Regions from separate parts of the Homo sapiens genome. Here regions 1 and 2 are each linked to region 3. Evidence: chromatin contacts called from ENCODE Hi-C or POLR2A ChIA-PET data. All regions are on one chromosome and are shown on one strand. Each heading gives the region's core, a stretch centred on a gene start or an enhancer-like site at or near the end of the contact. The rest is flanking DNA. Distances are from core to core; before and after follow the strand shown. Region 1 overlaps CDKL1 (cyclin dependent kinase like 1). Region 2 holds the start of TIMM9 (translocase of inner mitochondrial membrane 9). Region 3 holds the start of MAPK1IP1L (mitogen-activated protein kinase 1 interacting protein 1 like).

What was found. A loop is a pair of places that touch in the nucleus more often than their neighbours do. ChIA-PET counts read pairs that join two places held with the same protein, here RNA polymerase II (POLR2A). Pooled maps may share reads with other maps.
Region 1: POLR2A ChIA-PET joins it to region 3 with 12 read pairs in B cell. The contact joins the enhancer-like site here to the promoter of MAPK1IP1L in region 3. POLR2A ChIA-PET finds 5 or more read pairs at or near these places in 2 of 52 experiments (B cell and WTC11).
Region 2: a loop to region 3 is called in a map of CD8-positive, alpha-beta T cell, with 6 times the contacts of the local background. The contact joins the promoter of TIMM9 here to the promoter of MAPK1IP1L in region 3. A Hi-C loop is called at or near these places in 2 of 168 maps with a recorded cell type or tissue (CD4-positive, alpha-beta T cell and CD8-positive, alpha-beta T cell) and 8 of 50 pooled maps.

The regions. Positions count from the first base shown.
Region 1 is chr14:50,386,245-50,391,017 of GRCh38, forward strand. All of the region lies in intron 2 of CDKL1 (cyclin dependent kinase like 1), which reads right to left. Among named protein-coding and RNA genes, the nearest start is that of CDKL1, 8.2 kb to the right of the region's middle. Within about 2 kb of position 2,512, at least 9 of the 41 ENCODE cell types and tissues checked have a DNase peak (open chromatin) inside an H3K27ac peak, as active enhancers do.
Region 2 is chr14:58,424,635-58,429,215 of GRCh38, forward strand. TIMM9 (translocase of inner mitochondrial membrane 9) reads right to left here and starts at 2,897. Exons shown (of 6, transcript NM_012460.4): 1 at 2,758-2,897; 2 at 2,420-2,608. It overlaps KIAA0586, which reads left to right and starts at 3,085. Exons shown (of 31, transcript NM_001329943.3): 1 at 3,085-3,829. The coding sequence starts at 3,631. RefSeq lists enhancers at 1,089-2,032, 3,047-3,096, 3,167-3,356.
Region 3 is chr14:55,050,143-55,054,578 of GRCh38, forward strand. MAPK1IP1L (mitogen-activated protein kinase 1 interacting protein 1 like) reads left to right here and starts at 1,505. Exons shown (of 4, transcript NM_144578.4): 1 at 1,505-1,661. RefSeq lists enhancers at 867-1,556, 1,096-1,295 and silencers at 1,326-1,565, 1,916-2,075.

The sequences.
Region 1 (4,773 bases), core at 1,262-3,761, 4.7 Mb before region 3:
AACATAGTAAAATCCTATCTCTACAAAAAATAAATAAATTAGTCAGGCACTATGGCTCACACGCCTGTAATACCAGCAACTCAGGAGGCTGAGGCAGAAGGATCACTTGAGCCCAGGATTTCAAGAATACAGTGAGCCATGACTGTGCCACTGCACTGCAGCCTGGGCAACAGAGTGAGACTCTGTCGCTAAAAAGAATGAAAAAAAGACAGAAAGGAAATGCAGCAAAATTCTAACAGTTGATGAACTAATCTAGCGAAGGGTATGCAGGTATTCATTGCAGTATTCTCTCCACTTCTGTATATTTTGATTTTTTTCTCAGAATAAAAGGTTGTAGGAAAAATCCCAGGACACTTTACATAAAATTCTGATTTCTGGCTTTTTAAAAAAGACTCTGGCTGGACATGTTGGGGGTCATGCCTGTAAACCCAGTACCTTGGGAGACCGAGGCAGGAGGATTGCTTGAGCACAGGAGTTTGAGACCAGCCTGGGCAACATGGAGAAACCCCATCTCTACAAAGAATACAAAGAATTGGCTGGGCGCAGTGGCTCATGTCTGTAATCCCAGCACTTTGGGAGGCCGAGGTCAGGAGTTTGAGACCAGCCTGGCCATCTCTACTAAAAACACAAAAACCAGCCAGGTGTGGTGGCATGCACCTATAATCCCAGCTGCTCAAGAGACTGAGGCAGGAGAATCACTTGAATCTGGGAGGTGGAGGTTGCAGTAAGCCAAGATCGCGCCACTGTATTCCAGCCTGGAAGACAGAGCGAGACTCCGTCTCAAAAAGAAAAAAAAAAAAAGAATACAAAGAATTAGCCTAGTGTGGTGATGCATGCCTGTAGTCCCAGCTATTCAGGAGGCTGAGGTGGGAGGATCACCTGAGCCCTGGAGATTGAGGCTGCGGTGAGCCATCATTGCCCCACTGCACTCCAGCCTGGGCAACAGACTGAGACCCTGTCTTAAAAAAAAAAAAAAAATGGGGGTGGGGGTGGTGGGCCTGATGCGGTGACTCATGCCTGTAATCCCAGCACTTTGGGAGGCCGAGGCAGGTGGATCACCTGAAGTCAGGAGTTCACAACCAGCCTGTCCAACATGGTGAAACCCCGTCTCTACTAAAAATACAAGAAATTAGTTAGGCATGGTAGTGGGCACCTGTAATCCCAGCTACTCAGGAGGCTGAGGCAGGAGAATCGCTTGAGCCTGGGAGGCAGAGGTTGCAGTGAGCCCAGATCATATCATTACACTCCAGCCTGGGTGACAAGACCAAGACTCCATCTCAAAAAAAAAAAAGACTGAAAACCCAGCACCTTAGGCTTGCAGTCTGTGGCACTGAGCAGTAGCTGTCCACTTTAGATCAGACATGAGGACCCCAGTTTGCCCCAGTCTCCACCTCTCCATCTTGCCCTATATTCAGACTGCTTCCCTCATTTATGTTAACAGTGTGATTCCACAGACATTTGGGTTTGTTAATCCATAATCCATAACAGAAAATGCTGAACTCAGCTAAAACAATTAATAGACATATGTTATTAATTCACCTCAACAAGCCAATTAAACAATTTGAAGAGAGGGAGCCTAGAATGACCCCTATTAGCAAAAGCAGGATGAAATTCTTAAAGATGTCACAGGATTTTCCACTGAGGTGTTTGTTTGTTTGTTTTGTTTTTTTGAGACAGAGTCTTGCCCTGTCGCCCAGGCTGGAGCACAATGGCTCTATCTCGACTCACCGCCACCTCCACCTCCCGGGTTCAAGCGATTCTCCTGCCTCAGCCTCCCAAGTAGCTGTGGTTACAGGTGCCCGCCACCACACCTGGCTAATTTTTTGTATCTTTAGTAGAGACGGGGATGTTGGCCAGGCTGGTCTCAAACTCCTGACCTCGTGATCCACCTGCCTCAGCCTTCCAAAGTGCTGGGATCACAGGCATGAGCCACTGCAGCTGGCTGAGGTTTTTACTGAGTGAGGAAACACTCCTTCAACTAATATTTGAAGAGCAGAAGCCCTTCCAACTATGAAAGTTCTAATTAGATTCTAATGCTAGGGAGCATTTACATGGTACTCTTAGCATTTAGTGGATGTGGCACTGCACAGAGCACATTCAGTTAAGCACTTAATAAATGCTTTGGATAACAGGCAACCTTGACAGTCCTACTTCTTAAAGCATGTGCCTGTCACCATGATGGTAATGTGCCCAGCAGGACTTCTGGTCTGCTCTTTGAAGACAGTGAGCCTCTTGGGGGACTGTGTGAAGAGCTTTTGCCTCCAGCGCCTCCGTTGGCCGTTGGCCACAGCACTATGTTAAAATCCCACCTTCTGCCCTTCTGTCTGTGCTTTCCTCTTCTATGTTTACTCCCTTTGACCCTCTACTTTCCTGCTCTTGCATCCTTGAGGCTGCTTGACCGCTGTTAGATGTTTGGCCCAAGAGCCCTCTGCCCTCCTCAGCAAAAAATCAGCAAAGCAATGCCAAACAGGGACATAAATCATAGCGATAAGGCACGCCAGGCTCCAGGAAGCACCAGAGCTTGCCCAAGGTCACTCCACAGCTTCAAGCATGATCAGAAACTGAAGTTCCATAGCTGGGTGTGGTGGCTCATGCCTGTAATCCCTGTACTTAGGGAGGCCGAGGGAGGCGGATCATGAGATCAGGAGTTTGAGACCAGCCCGGACAACACAGTGAAACCCTGTCTCTACTGAAAATACAAAAATTAGCTGGGTGTGGTGGCACGCCCCTGTAGTCCTATCTACTGGGGGAGGCTAAGGCAGGATAATCGCTTGAACCCAGGAGGCAGAGGTTGCAGTGAGCCGAGATTGCGCTATTGCACTCCAGCCTGGGCAGCAGAGTGAGACTGTCTTCAAAAAAAAAAAAAAAAAAAAAAAAAAGAGAGAGAAAAGAAAACTGAAGTCTCTAACTGTAGCTCCTGTCCCCATGCCCCTGTCCCTTCTATAAGGCTACTGATCAAAGGGGACAGCAGGGAAAAAAGGGATGCTCTGGACATTCTGCAGGTTACTATTCACGATGAATTAAAATCAAATGAGAGCCTACTTCTGGCACCTAGGATACACTCAACAGTGCCACTCGCCCACACCCCATGCACCTTTTTTCATTTCTCTCCCTCAAAGAGTCATTTTACACATTTTTTCTAATCACTTACCAATGAAATTTTAATATCACAAATATACTATATATCTGTATATGAACCATATGTATATCTGTGCTTTAAACAATAAAAAAGTTAGATTTTTTTGCCACCTGCCAAGAACCAATTTTCACCCTTTAGGAGTGACCTTGTTCTCATTATGAATCTCTGCATTACGTTGTGATATTTATAATTAATTTTCAAATGGACATTTCCCCTCACACTTATTCTCATCTTTGTAGGTGGCAAACCTACAAAGGTTTGTACAAAGGTTTAGAAGGCTATTTTAGCCTTCTAAAATAGTCCATAGGGTTATGGAATGAGATATGGAAAGAACGGCTGTTCAGCTACAATCTGCACTCAGGCCTCCACAGAAGCCACAAATCTCACAGCTAAGGCCCTGCGGGAGAACGGGCAGTATAAATTCTGACGACCAGTCATTGGGAGACTTCAGAGTATGGTGTTTGGTATAAAGTGATGGATGGTTCTGGTATGGGGAAACCACATGGCATGAACTTGGGGACAGACAGAACTGTGTCTGCATTCCAGCTTACTGACCGGGAGGCCTTGGCAAATCATTAACCATACTGAATCCATTTGTAAAATGGGATAACAATATCTACCTTCTAAGGTTGTTATTAGTGTAACGATATCTACCTTCTAAGGTTGTTATTAGTGTAATTTGTGCATCCTAAGTAACAATGATACTTGGCAGTTTGTCCAAATTTACTAGGTCCCTTGCCCCTACCTGCCACATAGCAGTAGATGATTCCTTCTCTTTGTCTCACTTGTTTTTCTTGTTTTCTGGAGGGAGACATGTCATAGACAATGTCCCAGCTGCTGCTTTCAGCCCTTGACCAATGCTGGTCTAATATATTTTAACGCCCCCATACCACCTGCCATAGGTAGAACGTCTGCCCAGGGATCCCACAGTGACACTGTCCTGTCCTTGACCTCCAACTCCGCTAGGAGCATCTACTTTTTCTGCCACTGCTGGCAGAAATTCTTTCTTTCCTCTTCTTACCATTTTCATTCCACAGAGAGAAGGTTCAGCAGCATAGGGGCTTGGGGCCTTAGTAATACAATTATTCTATTGTATTACTTTGTATTTGTATGGTTTGTATTTGTTTTGTATTTGTTTGTTTTGGTTTGTATTACTTTGTATTTGTATGGTTTGTATTTGTTTTGTATCTGTTTGTTTTGGTTTGTATTACTTTGTATTTGTATGGTTTGTATTTGTTTTGTATTTGTTTGTTTTGGTTTGTATTACTTTGTATTTGTATGGTTTGTATTTGTTTTGAACCACATAGCCCTTTCCTTGCCCCTTGCCGGACACACAGATATTCCCCTAGGGGCTGCATGGAGTTCAAGTGCATCCAACTGCTTTATGCAGACCACTGCCCACTTTCCACGACAGGGCCTGTGATGCTCCAGCCCATCATGCCTGACTTCTTGATTTTTCTTTTTTTTTGAGACAGTGTCTTACTCTGTTGCCCAGGCTGGAATGCAGTGGCACAAATCACGGCTCACTGCAGCCTTGACTCCCAGAACTCAGGTGATCCTCCCACCTCAGCTTCCTGAGTAGCTGGGACTACAGGTGCATGCCACCATGCCCAGCTAATTTTTCTATTTTTTGT
Region 2 (4,581 bases), core at 1,647-4,146, 3.4 Mb after region 3:
AGGTGGGTGGATAGCTTGAGCCCAAAAGTTCTACATCAGCCTGGGCAACATGGCAAAACCCCATCTCTACAAAAAATACAAAAATGAGCCGGCATGGTGGTGTGCACCTGTAGTCCCAGCTACTCAGGAGGCTGAGGCAGGAGGATCACTTGAGCCCAGGAGCTTGAGGCTGCAGTGAGCCATGATCACGCCACTGCTCTCTTGCCTGGGTGACAGAAAGAGACCCTGTCTCAAAGAAAAAACGTATAAGCTAAGTCATAAAACCTAGCATCACAAACATGGGTGCCAACATTAGGTATTTCTTGGTGGGATGCAGTAAGACAGCATCACCTATGTGGTATTCTGGCCAAAGTTTGATATGGCTCTAATCATGAGGGAATAATTAGGAAAATCTACAACATGGAACAATTTGTAAGACAACCTGGCTGGTCTTTTCAAAAGTGTCAGTCATAAAGAAAAGGGGTTGAGAGGGCTGATTTAGAGTGAGAAAATAAGGCCAGGCATGATGGTTCACGCCTGTAATCCCAGCACTTTGGGAGGCTGAGGTGGGCAGATCACGTGCGGTCAGGAGTTCCAGACCAGCCTGGCCAACATGGTGAAACCCCATCTTTACTAAAAACACAAAAATTATCTGGGCAGAGTGGCGGGTGCCTATAATCCCAGCTATTTGGGAGGCTGAGGCAGAAGAATCACTTGAACCCAGGAGGCAGAGGTTGCAGTGAGCTGAGAAAATAAGCCTGGGCAATAAGGCGAGACCTAGTTTCTACAAAAAAGTAAAAAATTAGCCAGCGTGGTGGCAAGTGCTTGTAGTCCTAGCTACTCAGGAGGCTGAGACAGGAGGATTGCCTGAGCTCAGGAGTTGAAGGCTTCAGGGAGCTATGATCATGACAGAGCAAGGCCCTGTCTCTGGAAAAAAAAAAAAAAAGAGGGAAAGGAACTAAAGAGTAATGACAAAGAGCTGTAAGATCCAAATTAAGTTGTCATTTTAATAATTCAGAGTGCCTACACTCAGATCTTAGGTCACTGTTTCTTTCACATAAGTTTCACCTAGAAGGTAAGAGTTAAACTATCTCCAAGGTCTCTGGCGACTCTGACATTGTAGTTCTTTCAGTACACTCATAATATACAATAAATTGTGAACAAACAAGTACCACCTATGAGCCCAATTACGAAGAGAAAATGTAACTAAAATAAAAAATAATGGCCACGTGCGGTGGCTCACGCTTGTAATACTAGCACTTTGGTAGGCCGAGGCGGGTGAATCAAGTCAGGAGTTCGAGACCAACCTGGCCAACATGGTGAAACCCCGTCTCTAATAAAAATACAAAAAAAATTAGCTGGGCGTGGTGGCGGGCGCCTGTAATCCAGCTACTCAGGAGGCCTGAGGCAGAAGAATCGCTTGAACCTGGGAGGCGGAGGTTGCAGTGAGCCAAGATCGCGCCACTGCACTCCAGCCTGTGCCACAGAGTGAGACTTTGTCTCAAAAAACAACACAAAACTCATTAGAGAAACTCAGCAAGTTACAAAAAAATAATAATTAAAAGGGTCTTTAACGCTGAGCCCTTAAAGTCTTTTTTTTTCTTTTTTTTTTAAGACAGTCTTGATCTGTCACTCAGGCTGGAGCACAATGGCGCGATCTCAGCTCACTGCAACCTCCACCTGCCGGGTTCAAGCAATTCTCTTGCCTCAGCCTCCTGAGTAGCTGGGACTACAGGCGCGCGCCACCATGCCCAGTTAATTTTTTGTATTTTCAGTAGAGGCGGGGTTTCACCTTGCTGGCCAGGCTGGTCTCGAACTCCTGATCTCGTGATCCGCCCGCCTTGGCCTCCCAAAGTGCTGGGATTACAGGCGTGAGCCACCGCGCTCAGACTTTAAAGTCCATTTTAAGTCTAGACTTCTATGAAGGTAGACTGCCGAGATGTAAAAGAAATAAAATTAGTTATTTAGCTTTTAGATCGGATTACATTTTCTGCTTTGATTATTCTAAAGCCTCCAGTAAGGCGTAAAGGGAAAGCTCTAAGTAGCGCATCCTGGGAAATGAGCAGATCAGGGAAGGGGTGTTAGACCTGGTATTATGTCTAAAGACGATTTTCATTTAAAGGAGGATCTTCCCCCGGGCAGCTCAAGGTCACATCGTAAATACCTTATAGTCTAATTCAGTGTCCCAAAACAGGACCCCGACTCCCCAGATCCGGGTTGGGGGTGGCTCAGGGCCTAAAGTTCCTACCCTCGCCCAGGTGACACCATCTCCAGGAAGGTCTGCACCCGACCCGGCGAAGCGCTGTCCCGCTTCGCACCCCCCACTGCTCCAGGTACGTGCGGCGGCCTCCTCGGGAGACCCCGCCACTTTCCTGGAGCGTAGCCTGCCACCCCCCGTCCGGGAACCCCGGATTCTCACGGCAGAGAACAGACACCATACTTAAGCACAGGCTCTCGCATCCGACATCAGTACAAGGCTGGGGGTTGTTGGGGGACGGTTGAGCCTTGGGAGGGAGGGTCAGGGTCTGGACAGGAGCCGCGGCCGCCAGATGGGAAAGAACACGTGGGAGCAGTAATGTCAAGTGACACTTAAACCCTTAGACGCCGATTCGTTATAACGCGAGGAAATCTAGAAGAAAAAGCAGGTACCATCAGCGAATTCTAAAATCTCCTAAGGATTAACTTCGGTTATTTTCTGCTTAGACAACGCTTTCTATTCCCGACTTCCTCTCCAATAATGACCCGAATCTGTCGAAACTTCTTGGAAGCCTAATTTACCTAATCCCACGTCCCTAACGGTCTTCGGAAGCGAAGCAGTGTCAACAGTCCCTGGTAAACACAAGTAGTATTACAAGTCGGGAGCTCTTCAAGTCTTGGATGAGACTGTAGAGCGGTCTTGTGCGGCAATGTGCTACCTTAAAATAAATAAATAAATAAACCCCTGTTATGTCCGGAGTTTGTTTCCACCCGGAGAGGAATGGAAGAGCACCAGAGAGCGCTTAGCTTTCTGGTTGGATGTTTTGGGTGAGTTTCTTGGCGCGCATGCGTGTTGTGTCTCAAGGGCGGGTTTGAAGGGAAGTGGGTGTTGACCTGCGGGCAACTGACGCTGTTGTCAGATTACACCCACGACGGTGCGGGTCTCGGGCGTTCTGGAGATACGTAGGGGTGAATTTATGTTTCCGACGATTGCATCTGGAGGGGTGTGTAAGACTCTGTGGCTGAAGAAAGCTATTACGCTTCTTATGTGGGTCATTATTTTAAAAATAGCATTTCGCTTTTATTTGCTTGACTGCCTCTTCTCAACAAATTTTAAGCCCGCCACTACATGTGTTTGGTTTTGCCCTACCAGCTCTGGGGTTGGGGAGTGCACTGTTATGGTTATTGTTGCTCCTGTGGCCATTCTCTTGTCATCCCCACTTTCACATTTTGGCGTGGTGTATTAATAGACTGAGTGGGATTAATGGGTAAATATGACTTTATAGTCAGCTCTAATCCTGGATTCAATATCAGAATTTAGATTTTCAGCTTTGTGGATGTTCGACATTTTAAAAACAGTTATTGCAAAGAGGTGAAAATTTTGTTCTGAAGTCTTAAGGAAACAGAGAAAGTTTTTCCGTCCTTAAGTGTGGGACTTGTTTTGTGACCAACAATATGAAAGGCTCTGAGGTCAGCTTGGAGAAGAAAAAAAAGATTAAGATGCCAGTGAAGAGACTTCGTGAGGTAGTTTCTCAAAATCATGGAGATCATTTGGTTTTGCTGAAAGATGAGTTGCCCTGTGTTCCTCCGGCATTGTCTGCAAATAAACGTCTTCCTGTTGGAACGGGGACTAGTTTGAATGGAACATCACGTGGTATGTGATTCCATGTAGTTTTTCAACCAGTTTTAGTTTAGTAAATCTTTAGTCCTTATTTGTTTAAATTCCCAAACGTAAGATATAAGTCTAGTTTGTACAGATGTTTGAAAACTGACCCTGTTTCCCGGGAAAATGGCCAGGAAGCCTATAAAATGTTTGAATAGATGGAATGAATGAAACTTTAACGTCCCCTGTTGTGCTTTTTTTTTTTTTTTTTGCATTGACTTTTGCATATTTTTTTTTTTATATTTATGGTGGATACACTTAACTTGTATAATGTGCTTTATTTTCCCCCACGTAGTGTTTTTTATAGTTTTCCCCCAAAGTAGTGCTTTTTACCTAATTCACTACTTTCTTTTCATAGTGGGAAAAGCAGGACTTCTGCCAATTGATGGCTTCTATATTCCAATTCACTTAATCTGTCTAGAGCTCAGTGAAAATAAGGATAACATATGCTTTACCCACTTCGCTGCTAATTGTGAGGATTAAATTAATGAATATGTGAGCAAAAACAGCAAAACGCTTTTGTAATGCTGTTCTTTGGGGGATACAGCGGTGACACTCAAATAGTACTGCTGTTAAATTAGACCTTTACATCGTATACATATTTCTACCCATAGTTTGTCCACATCCAATAGTGTATGGTTATATTTTAAAATGTTTCGTGCTTAATCTCACTTTATTGTCAGTACCGAACCTTATTTTCCCAAATATCAACTGTAAAAACTTTCATTCAGATATGTTTAAAT
Region 3 (4,436 bases), core at 255-2,754:
GGCTCAAGGCACTGCTGATTCACTGTCACCAGTGAGAACAGGCTAGGTCCACACCAGTCGTGTAATTTTCCATAGGCCTGTGTGCCCTTACCCAAAAATAAGACTCTCGGCTTAGGTATTTGAAGTTCCTCTGTTGCCCCTTTTTCAGTGTGAGAATTGTGTGTGCTGTGGAAAACATCCAGGGATGTCTTCCTTTAAACAAGTTCATGGTTAAATGGCCACCCACTCACTCACTAATGCCTTACACAAAGCAAGATGCAAGTGTACCACATACTTTTAGGATATTTTTATATCTTAAAAAATGTATATTGGCCGGGCACAGTGGCTCACGCCTGTAATCCCAGCACTTTGCCGAGGAGGGCGGATCACAAGATCAAGAGATCGAGACCATCCTGGCCAACGTGGTGAAACCTCGTCTCTAAATACAAAAATTAGCTGGGCAAGGTAGCGCGCGCCTGTAGTTCCGGCTACTTGGGAGGCTGAGGCAGGAGAATCGCTTGAACCCGGGAGGCGGAGGTTGCAGTGAGCCGAGATCGCACCGCGCCACTGCACTCCAGCCTGGCGACAGAGCAAGACTCCGTCTCAAAAAAAAAAAAAAAGTATATTGCATATATGTATATATTTTGCACACCATATAATTATCACGACATCTTTATTGCTAGTTAGTAGGTTCCTTGACTGGGGTCATGTCATCTGTGCCTGACACAGGAGGTAATGTTTATTCAGAAATGAAGATGGCGGCTGGGCACGGTGGCTCACACCTGTAATACCAGCTCTTTGGGAGGCCGAAGCGGGCAGATCGCTTGAGGCTAGCAGGGTGAGACCCCATCTCTATCAAAAACACAAAAATAAGCCGGATGTGGTGGCACATGCCTGCAGTCTCAGCTACTCGGAGGCTAAGATGGGAGGATTGCTTGAGACCAGCAGGCAGAGGTTGCAGTGAGCCGAGATCGCGCCACTGCACTCCAGCGTGTGTGACAGAGGCCCTGTCTCAAAAACAACAAAAAAGAACATGGGAGAAGAGGCATTGATGAGGAAAAATCTACAAAGAAAGCAAATATCAATTTGTCAAGCTATTTGCAAACGTCTTCCCTTTCCTGTATTAATATTTTCCCTCTCCCCACTTTTGGCCCGAGGATCTGAGTCCTCGGGTCAGGCCGAAATCAGACCGCGTCCATACCCAGCCTCCTTCGAGGCCTAGCTGTAAAAACCGCTGAGCAAAAGGAATCCAGAATCAGCCCTCAAGCAACTCAAGACAAGTTAGCAATTTCCGCCGGGAAGCCGTGAACATCGGCAGCCACTGGCGTTTCCTCCGAGTCCTCGGAACTCCGGAAACTCTGGGAGCTTTTAGCCCGCCCACCAGGGGAAAGCGGCCCGGAGCCGGCGCCAGGTGGAGCCCATCCCCCTAGGCCTGGCGGGCCGCAGTACCGCCAGGGGCCTGCGGGAGGCGCACGCGGCGCGGCCTGAGGGGAGGGGGAGAACGGGCGGAGGCGGTGCGCTCGGCGCTTCCTGTTCCGGCGCCAGGAGGAGCCGCGCGCTGCTGGTGCTGTTGCCGCCGCTGCTCTAGCTGCCGTCAGTCAGGCTGCGCCCGCGTCTTCAGGGCCCAGTCCCTCGGACCCATCGCCGCTTCTAGACCCTACTGCGGTCTCGGATATTGCCGGGTGAGGCTGCTTCGGTACTAGTGGGAGTCGTGAAGGGGAATCGGGGAGCTGGGGTTGCGGAGCCCGCGGGCGCGGCCAAGCGGGAAGCGGGCGCGGTGACCGAGGTGCATCGAGTCACGTCCAGTGCTCGGGCCGTGGTCGCCTGCCTGGCACCAGGACTAAGCGTTTCTATCGGTCGCCTTCCTCCACGCTGCGGGCTGCCTGGGGATCGCCCCCCAGGGAGAAGGTGTCGGAGGCCGCTGACGTCGCGCCCGACGGGTTTCTGGGCGCCTGACGTCAGGTCTGGCTGCGGGGCGGGGCGGGCGCGGGCCGGCCCCTCCCCCACCCCTTCCCGGCGGGCGCGACCCGCTAGGAGGCCGGTTCGCTCCGGTTGATCCCGGACTCCCTTTGTTCGTGCGTCCCTAAACGGCTGCCGGCCTCGCGCCCCTTGGCCCCGATTTCCCCTCTACCCCCACCCTATTACACTCATTCATTAATTTTTAATAAAAAGGGAAAGGCCTGAAAAGATTCTTACAAGAGTCTCGGGCGCTTGTTAATCCGCAGTGTGACAACGTTCTGGTTATGACTTACTAGAGGAATTGCTCACGGATACATTAGATGAATACCCAGGGCAAACCACGAGAAGGGCAGAATTCAGTGATCTCCTTTTTTAGGACTGAGGAGCACATACCTGCGATAGCGTATGCATAGCTGGACCGTTTTCCTCTTTACCTTGAAAAGCAAGAGTACAGCTTTTAATAGGTAAAGATTCCAGTGTTAAAGCATGAAGCCAGGCTCACTCGACCGCAAGAATTTTTTTTAGTTTTACTACTAGAGAAATACACACCTGGGGGTTGTAAAGGTCTGTTTCGAAAAGGAACCCTCATTACAGGCAAAGGTAGCCTTCAGAAACATTTCATAAGTTCTTTGTTCACTGGTGTTCTTTGGGGGAAGAATAGAAATTTTTCATGCTGGCATCTCTGAGCCCACAATGCAAAGCGAGTTTGCTTCAGAAACTTGGAGTGAATTGCAAATATTGGAATGTTCTTTTCCTCACTCCAGGCGGAATGGGTAAAATCCATCCCCAGTCTCTTAACTGAAACTTTTGAAGCTAGTGTGTTTTGAATTCAAAAATACTTGGATTTTATCTTCATCTTTTTAGAAAGTCATGTTAGACGAGAGATAACACCCCCAGCAGAGTGGGGCACCCCATAATCCAACATTAATATTTGCAGCAATAGATGTGAACATTCATTCTAAGTGGGGGCGAATAGAAACTATAAATAGCTTCAGGTCACATTTTGCCACCATGTAAGTTTTGTGCCAAACTAGGGCAGATAAAGATTTATGGACCTAAAAGTAGGCATCATAAAAGCTAATATTTGTTGAGGTTTTGCTATATTCCAGGCAGCGACTAAGAGATTTGTTTATTAAAAGTTTTACAGCAAATCTATGATGTGGGTACGATTCCGATCTTCCTTTGCCTCAAGTTTGGAGAGTTGGACTTGTCAACTCTGGCCGAACCAACCAGTGAAGAGCTGCAGTTATAGCTAGATAATCATACTTTAACGTTTACTTTTTTACCTATAAGCTAGATGTCCACATACAAAGAAAAGAGAATTTGGTATTTGTTTTCCACCCAAGCACTATTTTTTTAGGCACTTGATTGGACAGAGTCCCATTTAGTTCCTCGCAACATTACTGGCCTGGTTTTTATTTGTTTTGTTTTTTAAACTGCGTGCTTTTTACAAATAGTATGGCCTGTTCTTTATAGTTCGGGTTCATTCAGATGAGCCGACTTTTAGTGAAATAATTCAAACCCTCGTCTAAGGTCACTCTGCTAAGACTTTAATACAACCCTTCCCTTTCTCGCTATATTCTAACCCATCTGAACTGCTTATACCTCCCCAGAGATTCTCCCAGTTTTTACACTAACTGCTCTTCTTTCCCTAGGGCCCATTTCACCGCCCTCTACTCCCGGCTCTTTCCTTATGGTCCTTATGGACTGCAAAAGACAGCACATCTCAGGAATCTCCATGTAATACTATAATTTCTCTAAAGGCCAACACATTGTTTGGCATATATGTTCCAATAAGTATATAACTAAATGCCAAGAAATATTGCAGGTTGCATATCCTTTATCCCAAATGCTTGGGACCAGAAGTGTTTCAGATTTTGGATTTTTTTTACATTACACCAGTTGAGCATCCAAAATCCAGAATGCTCTAATGAGCATTTCCTTTGAGCGGCATGGTGGCACTCAAAAAGATTCAGATTTTTGAGCATTTCAAAACCCCCGTTTTTGAGTTGCCCAAATGTAAAAAATGGAACATAAGCAGATAAATGAGCCAATACTAAAAACTAGCATGTATTCTAATTTATAATTTATATTTTCTTTTTTTTTTTTTTTTTTGGAGACGGAGTCGCTTACTGTAAGCTCCGCCTCCCAGGTTCCAGCGATTCTCCTGCCTCAGCCTATCGAAGCGAAGTAGCTGGGATTACAGGTGCCTTCCACCACGCCCAGCTAATTTTCTGTATTTTTAGTTGAGATAGGGTTTTACCATTGGCCAGGCTGGTCTTGAATTCCTGGCCTCAAGTAATCCACCCACCTCGGCCTCCCAAAGTGCTGCGATTACAGGCTTGAGCCGCCGCACCCGGCCATTAATTTATATTTTCAGTACGATACATATCATCCCCCCATACTAAACAAATCAACCCAAAAATTTTGATTTCGCTTAATTTCGCCTAACAAATATCTAACATGTATATAGCACTTTATAGATTAAGTGTGTTACT